Regions from separate parts of the Homo sapiens genome. Here region 2 is linked to region 1. The links are chromatin contacts, found by Hi-C or POLR2A ChIA-PET in ENCODE. All regions are on one chromosome and are shown on one strand. Each heading gives the region's core, a stretch centred on a gene start or an enhancer-like site at or near the end of the contact. The rest is flanking DNA. Distances are from core to core; before and after follow the strand shown.

Region 1 (6,565 bases), core at 4,066-6,565:
GCCTTGCTGCTGCCTTGCAGTTTGATCTTAGACTGCTGTGCTAGCAATGAGCGAGACTCCGTGGGCGTAGGACCCTCCAAGCCAGGTGCGGGATATAATCTCCTGGTGTGCCATTTCCTAAGCCCGTCGGAAAAGCGCAGTATTCGGGTGCGAATGGCCCGATTTTCCAGATGCCATTCTCTCACCCCTTTCCTTGACCAGGAAAGGGAACTCCCTGACCCCTTGCACTTCCCGAGTGAGGCACTGCCTTGCCCTGCTTCGGCTGGCGCATGGTGCACTGCACCCACTGTCCTGCGCCCACTGTCTGGCACTCCCTAGTGAGATGAACCCAGTACCTCAGATGGAAATGCAGAAATCACCCATCTTCTGCATGGCTCATGCTGGGAGCTGTAGACCAGAACTGTTCCTATTCGGCCATCTTGGCTCCTCCCTACTGATAACTCTTTCAACCAATTGCCAGTTAAAAACATTTTAAATCTGCCTATAGACTTAGACATGAGACATCAATCAAATACATTTAAGATATGATAACCTTAAGGTTAATGTATCTTAAATGTATTTGATTGATGTATCATGTCTCCCTAGAATGTATAAAACCAAGCTGTACCCCAACCACTTTGGTCACATGTTGTGAGGATCTCCTGAGGGCCCTGTCACGGGCCGTGGTCACTCATATTTGGCTCGAAATAAATCTCTTCAAATATTTTAAAGAATTTGACTCTTTTTGCCAATAGTAGCAAGATATACTTTCTTGCTCAAAGGCATTTCCCACGTAGGTATTAACAGGTAAAAAGTCATGCTGTGTCTAAAGCTGCACATGCTCCAGAGAGCATACTTCACAGAGGTGGGGTGAGGTGGACAAGGAGCTGACAACAGGCTTGTTCCCAAAGACTTCTAGTGTTTCTCCTTCCCTTTCCAACAACAAGATGTGTGGTTGTCATGGTTTCTACTTCCTCTAAAAGTCCTTTGACCAAAAATAGTCACATGGCCCCAGTCCAGCTACAAGGGAGATGTGTGGAAGTATATGGACTAATTGTTAAGCTGCTAACTGTCTCTATCACATTGCTCGGGGATACTGTAAGGAACTCTGGGCCAGAAGCTCACTGCTGGTTCTGCCGTGACCTTGGAACGTGTTCCTTGGAACTGAGCTCCAGATTTTCATTCCAGGTCCCTGGGGCCCCTGCGACCACATCCCTGCCTTGGCAATGCACCTTAGTTCTTATGAAGTGGAGTCCTGCTGCTGAAATGTCATTCGCAAGTCTGGGACCCTGTTACCTGTTATTACCTAATCTGCTTACAGCACTTCCATGACCTTATGTCAGATTTCCTGCTCTGCCTGTGCCATCTGTCTAACCAGGGCCTCTGTCTTTTGCTGGACTTCTCAGCCAGACTTTTTCCAGCTGCCTGTTGTCAGAGGCTTCCCTCTATGACCTGCTTTCCTTTGCTGAATTTGACTGTTCTCCACAACCTGGTCCACTTTGGTTTGGCCCATCCCATCATCATCTATGACCTGGTTCTGACAGGGAAAATGGAAAATATAAAGAAAAAAGAGGGAAAATTACAGAAAAGGAGAGCAGAAGGGAAGCCAAGTGATATAATGAGTTACACATAGAATAAGGTTCAAGTCTAACCCTTGCAACTTCTTACCTACATGACCTTGGCCAAGTCATTGAATCTTTCTGAAATTTCAGTTTCTTTATCTATAATGTGAAAGAGGTAGCCTAGGTGATCCTTAAGGTCCCTTCCAGCCCTAACACCTCATGATTCTACATGAAGGTGAGAAGCCTTCTTAAAGTCTCAAGGGCTCCTTTGAGAGTAAGGGAGAAGGAGGTCAAGATATAAGCACTGATCAGGAAGTAATTTTGGCAGAATTTTGAGTGAGAACTACTTAGGAGTATCCAGTACTCCTGGTTAAACATTTTCCTGGGCTTCACTGAAAAAGCCTGAAACCTGTACTTTGAAAATAGAGGAAGGGGACAGTTAGCTTTAATTAGATTTCATCTGACCATGATGAAAGTATTAAAATTGTACAAGTAGGATATTTACAGGGCACTTTACATTCTGCCCATTTTTTTCACTAGTCAAAAGAGACTGAAATTCAGTATGTTCTCAAATTAGCTAAAGAAAACCCTTGTCAAAGACCCCTCAATCCATCTGGTTATCATTATTAAAGCATTATGGGGTATGTATGCTTTCCATTGGAAAAAAATGAATAATCCCTTCAAATATGTAATTTCATAGGTTTTGAAATACGAAGGCAACCGTTAAGGGAACTATCAAAGCAGTCTGAAGTACAGTGTGAGTTGTCAAGGGAAAAATATAAAAGAATTTTTAATAACTGAAAGTTCAACAAATTCTAATGCCAAAGCCTGGGATTGTGGGAACACTTGTTGGAATTTCTAAAGACTGTTGTTTAGTGCATGGAGGCATCTGAACCCAGAAGGTAAATTCTGAAACACCTGGACCATATTAGAGTGTCTGGGGCCGAGAAGGTATGGTGAGGGGCCCACCCAGAGGTGCCCTCTAACACAACTTCTTTCCCCATAACAGCATACCTGGGAGCTTCTGTTCTTCTGGCTGTGGCATTTTGTTTCAAGAGCACTGCACCCTGTGCCAGCCTTGCCTCTTACACATCAACCCATATGCAGAAGCATTTCCCCTTAAGTAGAGTGTAGTAGAAATAGTGAGGGCCTGGAGTCAGGCAGATCTTGAGCTAGATCCCAGTTCTCCACACTTCCCCTCATGATCTTTGTGACCTTGAGCCAGCACAGTGCCTGGTTCATAGGAGACACTCAATCAATCCTTCTTACCTGACCTTTCAAACCAGGGCACGCGCTTACTCGATCTGATTGTCAGTTTGCTTCTTATAGGATAGTGTTTAAGAGCACAGACTCTAAAGGCAGACTAATTGGGATCAGATCCTGGCTTTATAAGTACTTAACTCTCTAAGCTTCAGTCTCTTCATCTGTCAAATGGAGATAATGCTAGTATTTACCTTATAAGTCAATTATGGTTACATGAGTCAAAGTGCCTGGACCAGTGACTGATACATAATAAGCTCTCTCTCTCTCTCTCTCTCTCTCTATATATATATATATGTATATGTATATATATGTAAAATAGAGTATTCTGAAAATTTCTAACATGTGATAAACAATCCAAAAATATTAAACACATATTTTTACCTATTTTATTTCTTTATTTATATTTTATTTACTTATTTTTATATTTCCATACATATGCTTATCCCCTTTTTCTTATTATTAGCCCTTGTCAAAGTCCTCAACATCCTCTAAAGGCCTCTATTAAAAAAGAGCAAAACTCCCTTCTATTGTGAATGCTCTATAGTTGACCAGGAGCTTTCATGAAAGAGCCTCATTTGAATCTGACCTTACCACCCCTGCAGAGTCCCCACCTGGCTTGTCCTAGCTCATCCCCCACAGAAGCCTAGCATTTCACTGGAGAAACTCATTGCTGACTCAGTCCCCAGACATATCAGGCCCTAACAAGGCACTGATTTGTCATCATTATTTTTTGCTACCTTCAAGGGCTACCTTGCAAAGTATCAGAGGCATTTCCACTCTTGCCATCCCTGCTTTGGGACTGGGATTATTTTCTCACTGCAGGCAGGAAAAATCTTTTGAAATTTCACATTTGGAGAGCAGACTTTGTTTCGTTTTTTTGTTTTTTTGTGTTTTTTTGTATTGTTTTTTGAGAAAGGGTCTTGCTGTGTCAGTGGTGCAATCACAGCTCACTGCAGCGTTGACCTCTCGGGCTCAAGTGATCTTCCCATCTCAGCCTCCCAAGTAGCTGGGCTATAAGCATGCATCACCACACCTGGCTGATTTTTTTATTATTATTTTGTAGAGATGGGGTGTTTTTATGTTGCCCAGGTTGGTCTCAAACACCTGGGCTCAAGTGCTTCACCCACCTTGGCCTCCCAAAGTGCTGGGATTATAGCTGTGAGTCATTATGCCCAGCTAGGAGACCAACTTTGGATGATAACTTAAATGTCTCTTCAATGTACTTGTATTTTATGATGAGGTGAATATATGGAGGTAGAGAGCAAAGGAGAAAAATCTCTAAGGAATGCAATATTTTTATTAAGTGTTATAAATTAGCAACAATTTTAAATCATAATACTCAGCATTGGTGAAAATGTAGTAAGACAGCTACTTATGTACTGGAGTTATAAAATAGTTCGACCTTTCTAAAAGTGATTTGACAGTATGCGTACAGATACTTAAAACTGTTGATATCTCTAGAATGTAAGTTTCATGAAGGCAGGGATATCTTGTCTGTTTTTTTACTTTGTTTCCTTATTACTGTATCGTCAGTTTATAATGGTATCCAGTACCTAGTCGGTGCTTATTAAATATTTGTTGAATGAAAGAATGAGTCATCAGTCTCTTAAGTACACTTATAGTTCAATCTGAAGAAAAATCAGAAACAAAAAGTTTTGTGCTCATTACAGCATAATTCATAATTGTGGAAGTTTGGAAACAATTATATAAAACAGGAATTACTAGATAAAGCTTGCTGTGTTTTTCTGTTTTTTAATAACATTTTAGGCTGAAGTTTTAGTATGTGGGAAAATGCTAATCATAACATTTTTAGTGGGGAAAAAAGACTAAAAAATTTTATACATAGTATGATCTCAAGTTTGTTTAAATAAAATTTTTTTAAGCATAGAAAAAAGATAGGAAGAAAATAGAACAAAATGATACAGTGGCTATCTCTGGGTGATGAAAATAAGGTGTGGTTATTTTTTTCCAACTTTTCTGTGCGTAATATTACTTTCAAACTTGGGAGAAAATGTATCAGAAAATTCCTATTGAACTTAGGGAGATGGAGGTCGGGCTTGTGATCCAGTTCTGCAACTTACTGGTTGTATGCTGAAGTTCTGGAGCCTTTGTGGGGCTCATATGATATATGTGAAAGTATTGTTTTACGAAATATTAAACATGCAACCCAAGTAGGAAATGATAGCTGTTGCTGTCCTTACTATTCTTGCAGCATGTGACACCTTTCGAGAAAGTATTCAAAGCATCATGAGATCCTTTTATGACAGGTGTTAAAATTCCAACAGGTTAGGAATGACATTGTCACTTCCTGGAGGGGGAGCCTACAGTTTCGTGTTGTACGGTGCCTGGTATGTTGCAGGCAGTAGCTAACTTTTACTATGTGAGTGAAGGAGGGTGGAGGAAATCATGGGTCTTCCACATTCATTTGTCAGGGTAACAGTGAACTATAACCCTGGCATACAGAAATGAGTCATTTTCCTGGCAGTGAGCCAAGGCCACAGTCATCTCCAGGAAGCTTCTTTGTTCTCTTTTCATACCCAGTCATGCTGAAACCTTGTAACCCCATGCAGAGGGGTCTGCATTTCACCAGGTTAATAGATAAGGGAGCTGAGGCCTATGGAAGGTTAAATAACTGGCTCACAGTCACACACTTAGTAACCCATGGAGCCAGGACTCAAATGCAGGTGTGTTTGATGCCTGCGTTCTGTGCTCTCCCCCATCACTGTGCCCCTTTCTGAAGGAGTGACTAGGTGGTATATTCCCCAAATCTTGCTAAGTTTGGGGGTTCCTGGGATATTCCAGACTGAGCTGTTTTAATTTCTTCTGTTGTTGCTAGTCAGAAACAAGGAAAACTTGACATCTCTAAATCTGAGTGGGAATTGGGTAAAATGCTCCTTTGTTGCTGGCTTAAGTAGTAACCCTTAGATAAAGGGTTTAATTTCAGATCTGGAGACTGACCTAGTTGCATCCAGCAATTGTCTATGAAAACCTTGCCTTCTCACTGGTTACAATGAGATTCCCAAACACTGTCTCTATGTTTACCTAATTAAACTCACACTTCTCTCCCCTCAGATGTAGTAATGAAGTCACTGTGGCTAGAGGAACATGGGTTTTGTGAAGTGCTCCTTGACATTTGCTTCCTTGAAGATGGATTCCATTTACATTATTCTTCCAAGTGGTATTTTGTCAACAAAGCTCAATAGTCATTTGAGTTTAAATAGCCTATTTCCCCCCCTCAAGGCCTAAGAAACTGGCTTTGAGCAAGTGGTGAGAGCTGAGTTATTGGGAACTTTGTGAAGCAATTGTCTGGTGCTTTAGAAAAAAAAGCAGCAGCCTGGATGTTATAACCCAGGGACATTCTTGTTCAAGTGATTGAATTCCCAACACACCTGGCCATCATTGTCACAGTGCCCATGTCTGTAATGATTAAGTAGGTTAGTGGAGAAGCTGGACTAGCTGGAACAATTAGAACAAAGAATGTGGTCCCAGTTCTCAGGTGGTGACTTTTTTCTCTTAGACCAGACAGGCTTGGACTTCACGTGAGATTTTCTTCATAGGAAGTGTATTAGTTTGCTCAGGCTCCCATAACAAAACACTGCAGACTAGGTGGCTTAAACAATAGAAATTTATTTTCTCACAGTTCTGGACTCTAGATGTCTGATATGGTTTGGCTGTGTCCCCACCCAAATCTCATCTTGAATTCCCACGTGTTGTGGGAGAGACTCGGTGGGAGGTAATTGAGTCACAGGAGCAGGTCTTTC
Region 2 (6,487 bases), core at 3,799-6,298, 46 kb before region 1:
GCAGTCATTGGAGCAGGAGAAGATGGGTGCTGGGATGGAGGGGTCACGGAGAGGCAGGAGCGGTCAGATTAGAAATAGAGTTAGAAGGTAGAGCAACCGGGGCTGCCCCACTGTGTTCTTGGGATTCACCAGAACCCAGTCTGTATGTTCCGCTCTCTGCCCTCCACACCCCTCACAGTGACCACCACTGCTTATTGCAATTACTTCCCATGCTTCCTCAGCATTCTTCATAATAAAAGGAAATCAAATATTTGTGTTTTACCATTATAAAGTGCTCCTGATTGGTCATCTCATCTGATCCCCACAAAAAGCTTGTGAGGCAGGTGTTATTACCTTCGTTATACAGGGGAGGATGCTGGAGCCCAGAGGACTGAGTTGCCCATGGTCTTCCAGATAGTAAGGGACATCAGCAAGTCTCATTTCCAGATTCCCTGAGACCGTTCACTGACTTATTCAATAAACTTATTGAGAACCTACTGTGTTCCAGGCACTGTGCTGGGTTCATGGTCCTTGCTCTCAAGGAACCTAGAGTGTAAAGAACAGACAGACTAGCAAGCTCATAAGAGTAAAGCAGTATAATAGGTTTCATATTATATTAAAAGTATGTTATCAATAATTTGTCCAAGTTTTGCATTCATGGGGAGAAAGAAGGGTAAGAAGGTTTCTTAAAGTAGCTGGCCTTTGATCTTAAATTATATAAATAATGTGTTGCATCAAGTGAAAAGGAAGGTTGCTGTAACCTCTTTCCAAGGGTGATTACTTTTTCTTGGTGTGTCAAGGCTAAGACCTAAAAGATAGATTGGGATTTCCTGGGAAGAGAAGATGGGGGAAAGATGTTCTAAGCAAATATAGCAATAGCAAAACTGTATGGTTTGAGAGGATTTGTGGGTGGTTCTGAATGGAGGACAGAGTGTGTGGAAGGATGGGGCAGGAGGGAAAGTCATGGGTAGGGGGCATGGGCTGCTGTTTGCCTGCATGAAGAGTTAAACCTTAGCTCTGAAGATGAACACTGAAGAGTGACACTATAGGATTTGAACTTTAGACAGATCATCTGGCCCCAGGTAGGAGACAGAAACAGAGTCTGGGAGACTAGTCAAGAAGGAATTTATTCCCTATGAGGGAAATGAGGACCTTGTATGACGAATAGTGAAGCAAACACAGACATGAGAGGCCTAAGGAAGCAAAAGACTGGGCTCTTTTCAGAATTCCTTGAGCTCCATAACAGCAGTAATAGGAGTCCAAGAGCTATTGTCAACATGTCAAAAAAAACTAATAGAAACCTTATATTTATCCATCATAAATTTACACAGCTTAACCAAGATATCACATTCCTCTGTCTTTGCCTAGAATTAAATGGAATAAAACTATTAATACTGGTTATCTCACGCAAGTATCAAAAGTTCTGCTTGGCAGTTATGTGTCTTTAAACATTGGAAAATAAATTAACTATTAATAAATGCAGGATTTTTCAAAACATGAAATTCATGAAGGTGTACTTTGAGACTGAGGAATATGTGAGGAATTACATGCTTGAGCCCTTTTTATTTGATTTTATTTTATAAGACAGGGTCTTGCTCTGTCACCCAGGCTGGAGTGCAAGTGGCATGATCGTGACTCACTGCAGCCTCCACCTCCCAGGGTTAAGGGATCCATTCCCACTTTAGCCTCCCAAGTAGCTGGGACCAAAGGCACAGGCCACCACACCTGGCAAATCTTTATTTTAAGAATTGTATTGTGAATATTGGGGTCATTGATCTTTAACCATCTTTGTTCTTGTTCTGTTTTCATAAAGCAACACTCTGGTTATAATTTTATCTCCCAAAATAGATGGAAAGCACCAATTTGCTGAGTACATTGTTGCGTGAGATGGCATTTTTGTCATTTTGTGGACATTGATCAGCCTCCCATGCAGTAGTTGGCATCACTGCCCGCAATCACAAAGATATGGGTGGGACTCTTATTTTCACACCTGTAAGGGCTCAAGAGACTTCCTTCTTTTTCTTAGTCCCATGGAAAACCGATAATTTCCTACATTAAAAATGGAAATAATATTTGTAGTTCAGAAAGTATGTTTTCTAGATGAGAATTTCCTTGGCTCTATTTTTTAGAAGACTTAGGGTGGAATAAAGACAGGATTTGGAGTTCATGCAACATGAACCTTTCACAAATTTGGCCCTCTATGGGCTAAGTGTTGTCACTTTCTCCATTGGGTTGAATTTTAGCTTGCCTTTCTCTTTTCCAAGTCTTAGTTTGTCTTTATGAACCATGATTCCTGGGGAATAAAAATAGAAAATCAGAAGCTTGCAGGAATGATTTTCTTGGCTAGTTTGACTCACTATCAGCCAATTGTCCAAGTAAAAAGCTGTTTAAAGTTTTTTTTTAAAAAAAGAGGTGAAGTTTTAATAGCATCAGGAACAAAAATACCATTGTAAGCCAGCTCTCATTTTTTGACATTTTTTGGTATCATCTGGACAAGGTCATTTGTCACAGGGTATGACTCTATCCATGATGCTACAGACATCATAGAAAGTCCAATGATGAAAACAATTTTCCAGAATGAAAAATCCCTGGGAGACTAGAAGTCTTATAGTTCTTGCACAATTGTAGAAGATCTTTGGTTTTACACCATGAGTTTTCCAAGTCTTTGATCCTGTGTAACTTACTCAGTGTAGTATAACTATAGTGGTTTTCTTTAATTCACTTCCTCTTCAAAAGAACAAATTTTTATAATGGGGTCTAACACTGTAAACATTTCATAATATTGTAGCTTCAAAGAAGGCAGGCTGTAAACACATTTGCATCCAGTTAGCTGACGGTTTATAGATCTGAGGGACTCTTGGGTCCATGCTTTCCATGAGGAAGCATTTATTTCATTGGCTTTGCCTCTGAAGTGCAGTTCCCATCAACCCACTCAGAGAGGAAGTGCTTCATTAGCATCTTTGGTCAAATAACCTTTTCTGTGGTACTTTCCTTTGATTTTTGATGTATAATTCCATTTCTGTCTTGAGTTATGTTAATTTTGCTGCTGTTTTCTGTTTTTTTCTTTTCAAATGGGTTAGAAGAAGACTTTTCTCCTATTTTGTCCTTTTCTACTTGGGGTCAGGACATGGTATTTAGCCCAGAGAATTGCATAAGGGTCAGTAAAAACTATACTTAATTTAAATATATATTATGCATTCATTTTTTTGAGATCTACTCACATATGCCCTTCATTGACCCCCCCCCCCAGTGAAATTGAGAGCAGGTTATATGTGTGCTTAGCTTGCTCCCCAGTTGTTGAACATGATGATATTGGCCTCTGGGGAGTTGGGAACACCTTCTTCCCCATCTTTCCCTCTGGGGAGATGGGGAAAGGGCAATATCCTGGAGATGAGATCCTGGGAGCTGGGCTGAGATAGAGGTAAGTCTCCTGTGTATATCAATGGGGAAACACTGAATTGGGGAGGAGAGAAAAGAAACTGAATGGAGAGGTGGGCCATTGGGAGAGGCCAGGAGTTGGATACTGTATCATGGAGAGCATAACTGAAGGTATAACGTGGCAGATAGGAAGAGAGGTGATGAGAGAGAAGAATGAGGATCAAGATCTGCAAGAGGCAAAGTGAGATAGCTCAGGATCAGAATGAGTGACTGCTGAATATCCATTGGGCATTATTGTTTAGGTGCATCTTGACACCTCTTAAAGAGATAAGGCAGCTCCTTAAGAAAACAACCAGGCCAGATGGCTAAGGCCTGTCCAGTCAGTGTGAAAATCTGTGGCCCCAGGTGGGGTTCTGAGCATGTGTTAGTCATGGCTAAAGCTGTTGTTCAAATATTGGGACCACAGCCACTTACCTTTACAGACCATGATAGTCACCCTGTGCAGCTACAGCTTGAAGCACTTCAGGGTCACTGAGGTCCATAGAAATAAAAGTCAGAGGCTGCCTAGCCTTGGAAAACCCCATATTCTCCTTCTTTCAATACTTTGCTTGCCTTTTGTGCTAGAAGCTAACGTGTTCTGTGGATCTTCACCAAGCTTGAACTCTCTGATTGCAGCATCCTATGTACCAGAAGATGGCCTTGCAGGAGTTTGGCTTAAGCACCAAAATATTGTCATGCAGTCTTATTTTTGTTGTCTCCGCTTCCTATATCAGGGATCTCTCAAATGGTTATTTAATTGTACCCCCTGCTTACTAATAGGAGAATGGTAGAAGCTGGGGCAGAAGCACCTTAGCTGTAGAGTGGCTAAAGTTTGCCTTGAGGCCGAAGGTGAATTCTGGTCTCACCTCCACTCTCTGCCCAATAGAAGATGTTGAGATCACATGCCCAGAGGTGGGCTTTGATTCCCATCAGCTCTGCTCACTCAATTGTCTCATACATCCTGCCCCCAATCACCCACTCATGCGAAACGTAGTTGGAAGACTGTGTCCCAATTATCTGCCCTTCTTAGAGACTTTCAACCACGTAACCCTGAAAGCAAAACTATGTTTATAGCCTAATTTGAAAGGATATTCAGGTTTCTTTTACCTTGAAGTTTTCTGCTTTAATGTGGGGCTTCATTTTTACTCCATTTAGCATCTCAGTTTGTAGAAAATAGGAGGCATGTCTGCTCCAGATATCATCAAGATCAACACAACTGAGTTTATGAGTGATTTTCTCATCTGAGAGAGAATTAGCTTTGAATCCAGACCCAATAGAAAGCTCAGATCCAGGATTCTAGGAGAGGCACCACCACACAAGGGTATCCTCTGAACCCTTGCTTTGGAAGGCATCATTTTATATCCTGGATACGGATGCTTAGATGTATGTTTTTGTGCCAGGAGGAACTGGTTATGGCAATGTGTGGGGGAGATGTTTATCCTTTGGATGAATATTTGGGTAGGAGGTTTGTGTTTCAAGAAACTGAGCACTAATTGTAAATACAACCATTTTGCTGTGATTGACTCACTTCTTATTCATTCTTTTATAGGATCTTGTGGAAACACATTATGTACATTAGGGAGACTCAGCTCATGCATTTCCATTGAATAAATCTGCTAAAGGAAAAGGCATTACTCCTCCAGCTCCTTTTCAGACAGGCAAGAATATAAATCTTGTGATTAAAACAACAATAATAACAGCAAACTTTTGTGGGGAACCATTAATTCCTAAGACAGGAGATCTCAGACAGATGTAGTAATAAGAACATTTGCCACGGAGAGAGAAGACATTAATATAGAGTGAGAGGCTCTGCTGTGTTACCTGCAAACTTCTATTTTTGGGGTATTGTAGTTGATAACCCAAGGCTCCTTCCAATCTAACATTCTCTAGAGATAGAATGGGCATGATGACAGTGATTTCTGGTGGGGCTTTCCAGACAGGTTTGGAAGTACAGTGGTTCACATTTTGATGAGGAGGCAAGTCGGGGGAGTAAAGTGGAAGGAGCTCAGGCTTAGGAATTCAAGGGACATGGATTTACATCCTGACCCTGCCACTTACTAGCAGTGTGATCTTGGGAAGGTTACTTGATCTATCTTTCCTGAAGTTTGCTATCTGTAGAAAGAGGATAACAGTTCTAACCTCCTAAGGTTGTTTTGAGGATTAAAAGAGATATTATAGCTATTTAAAGTGCTTGTTTAACACAATATCTGACACATTGTAGGCCCCCAGTAAATGCTAGTTTAAGCTCCCTTACCCTTTACTAGCAATGATATCATATTAGTAAGAGTTCTAAAAACTTGAAAGATAATGTGTCATCCACCCTTAGCCTACACTTCACATGAGTTTTCGTCCTTTTTTGAGCAAAAGCTTTTATTTTAACAAAGACACATTAAGTTCTACTTATTTATTTGTGTGCTGTGGTTGTGATTTTTTTTTGCATTTGTATATGAAAAATCAATAGTAAATGCTGATTTCCTTTTCCTGTGGCTGTAATTGCTATGTTAATTTAAAGGTCTGATTACAGAAATGAATGCAGCTGTGCTGCTCTTGCACTGCACAGCCCTGGATGTGCTGTGTGTGTACCCAGGCATGCTGCACTCCCTGTACTTACATCATTTAGGAGGAAGTTTCCAGTACCACAACCTCACAGGCAGTATTTAATCACCTCAAACTCTAGCTTTGAGGTTAGCCTGGAAATGAAAAGCCACTTGGGTTTACCACAACAGAAAAGTCAGAGGTACACCATTTCTAAGACAGCATGTGGGGAGGCACAGCCAGGCCTGGGGGGCTCCTGTGGGAAGCTGGGAGCCATGTGAGTTTCATACCCAGGTGCCATAGTAAAGACAGAACCTGCTTCCTTATGTGTGTGTGTGTGTGTGTGTGTGTGTGTGTGTGTGTGTATGCATGAGCATGTCTGCACATATATATTCATATATTTGCACAAATTCATAGATACATTATTTCTACATATCAAGCCTGTGCCCTGTAATCATCAGTGACTATTTTTCTGTGTGTGCAGAGTTCAGGATGTCATCTGGACATTTCTATGGTCTCCGTATCTCCATTTTCCTTATCTCCAATTTCTCCTACT

The links. Hi-C counts contacts between places; a loop is a spot of excess contacts on that map. ChIA-PET counts read pairs that join two places held with the same protein, here RNA polymerase II (POLR2A). Pooled maps may share reads with other maps.
Region 2: a pooled map shows a loop between it and region 1 (6-fold over the local background). The contact joins two enhancer-like sites. A Hi-C loop is called at or near these places in 1 of 168 maps with a recorded cell type or tissue (endothelial cell of umbilical vein), 2 of 37 single-sample maps with no recorded cell type and 9 of 50 pooled maps. POLR2A ChIA-PET finds 5 or more read pairs at or near these places in 2 of 52 experiments (PC-9 and activated CD4-positive, alpha-beta T cell).

The regions. Positions count from the first base shown.
Region 1 is chr11:86,591,826-86,598,390 of GRCh38, reverse strand. The region is part of intron 2 of ME3 (malic enzyme 3); the gene reads left to right. Among named protein-coding and RNA genes, the nearest start is that of ME3, 78 kb to the left of the region's middle. RefSeq lists a silencer at 3,378-3,578. Within about 2 kb of position 5,315, at least 19 of the 41 ENCODE cell types and tissues checked have a DNase peak (open chromatin) inside an H3K27ac peak, as active enhancers do; they include PC-9, where a contact is called at or near this core.
Region 2 is chr11:86,637,777-86,644,263 of GRCh38, reverse strand. All of the region lies in intron 2 of ME3 (malic enzyme 3), which reads left to right. Among named protein-coding and RNA genes, the nearest start is that of ME3, 32 kb to the left of the region's middle. Within about 2 kb of position 5,048, at least 3 of the 41 ENCODE cell types and tissues checked have a DNase peak (open chromatin) inside an H3K27ac peak, as active enhancers do; they include PC-9, where a contact is called at or near this core.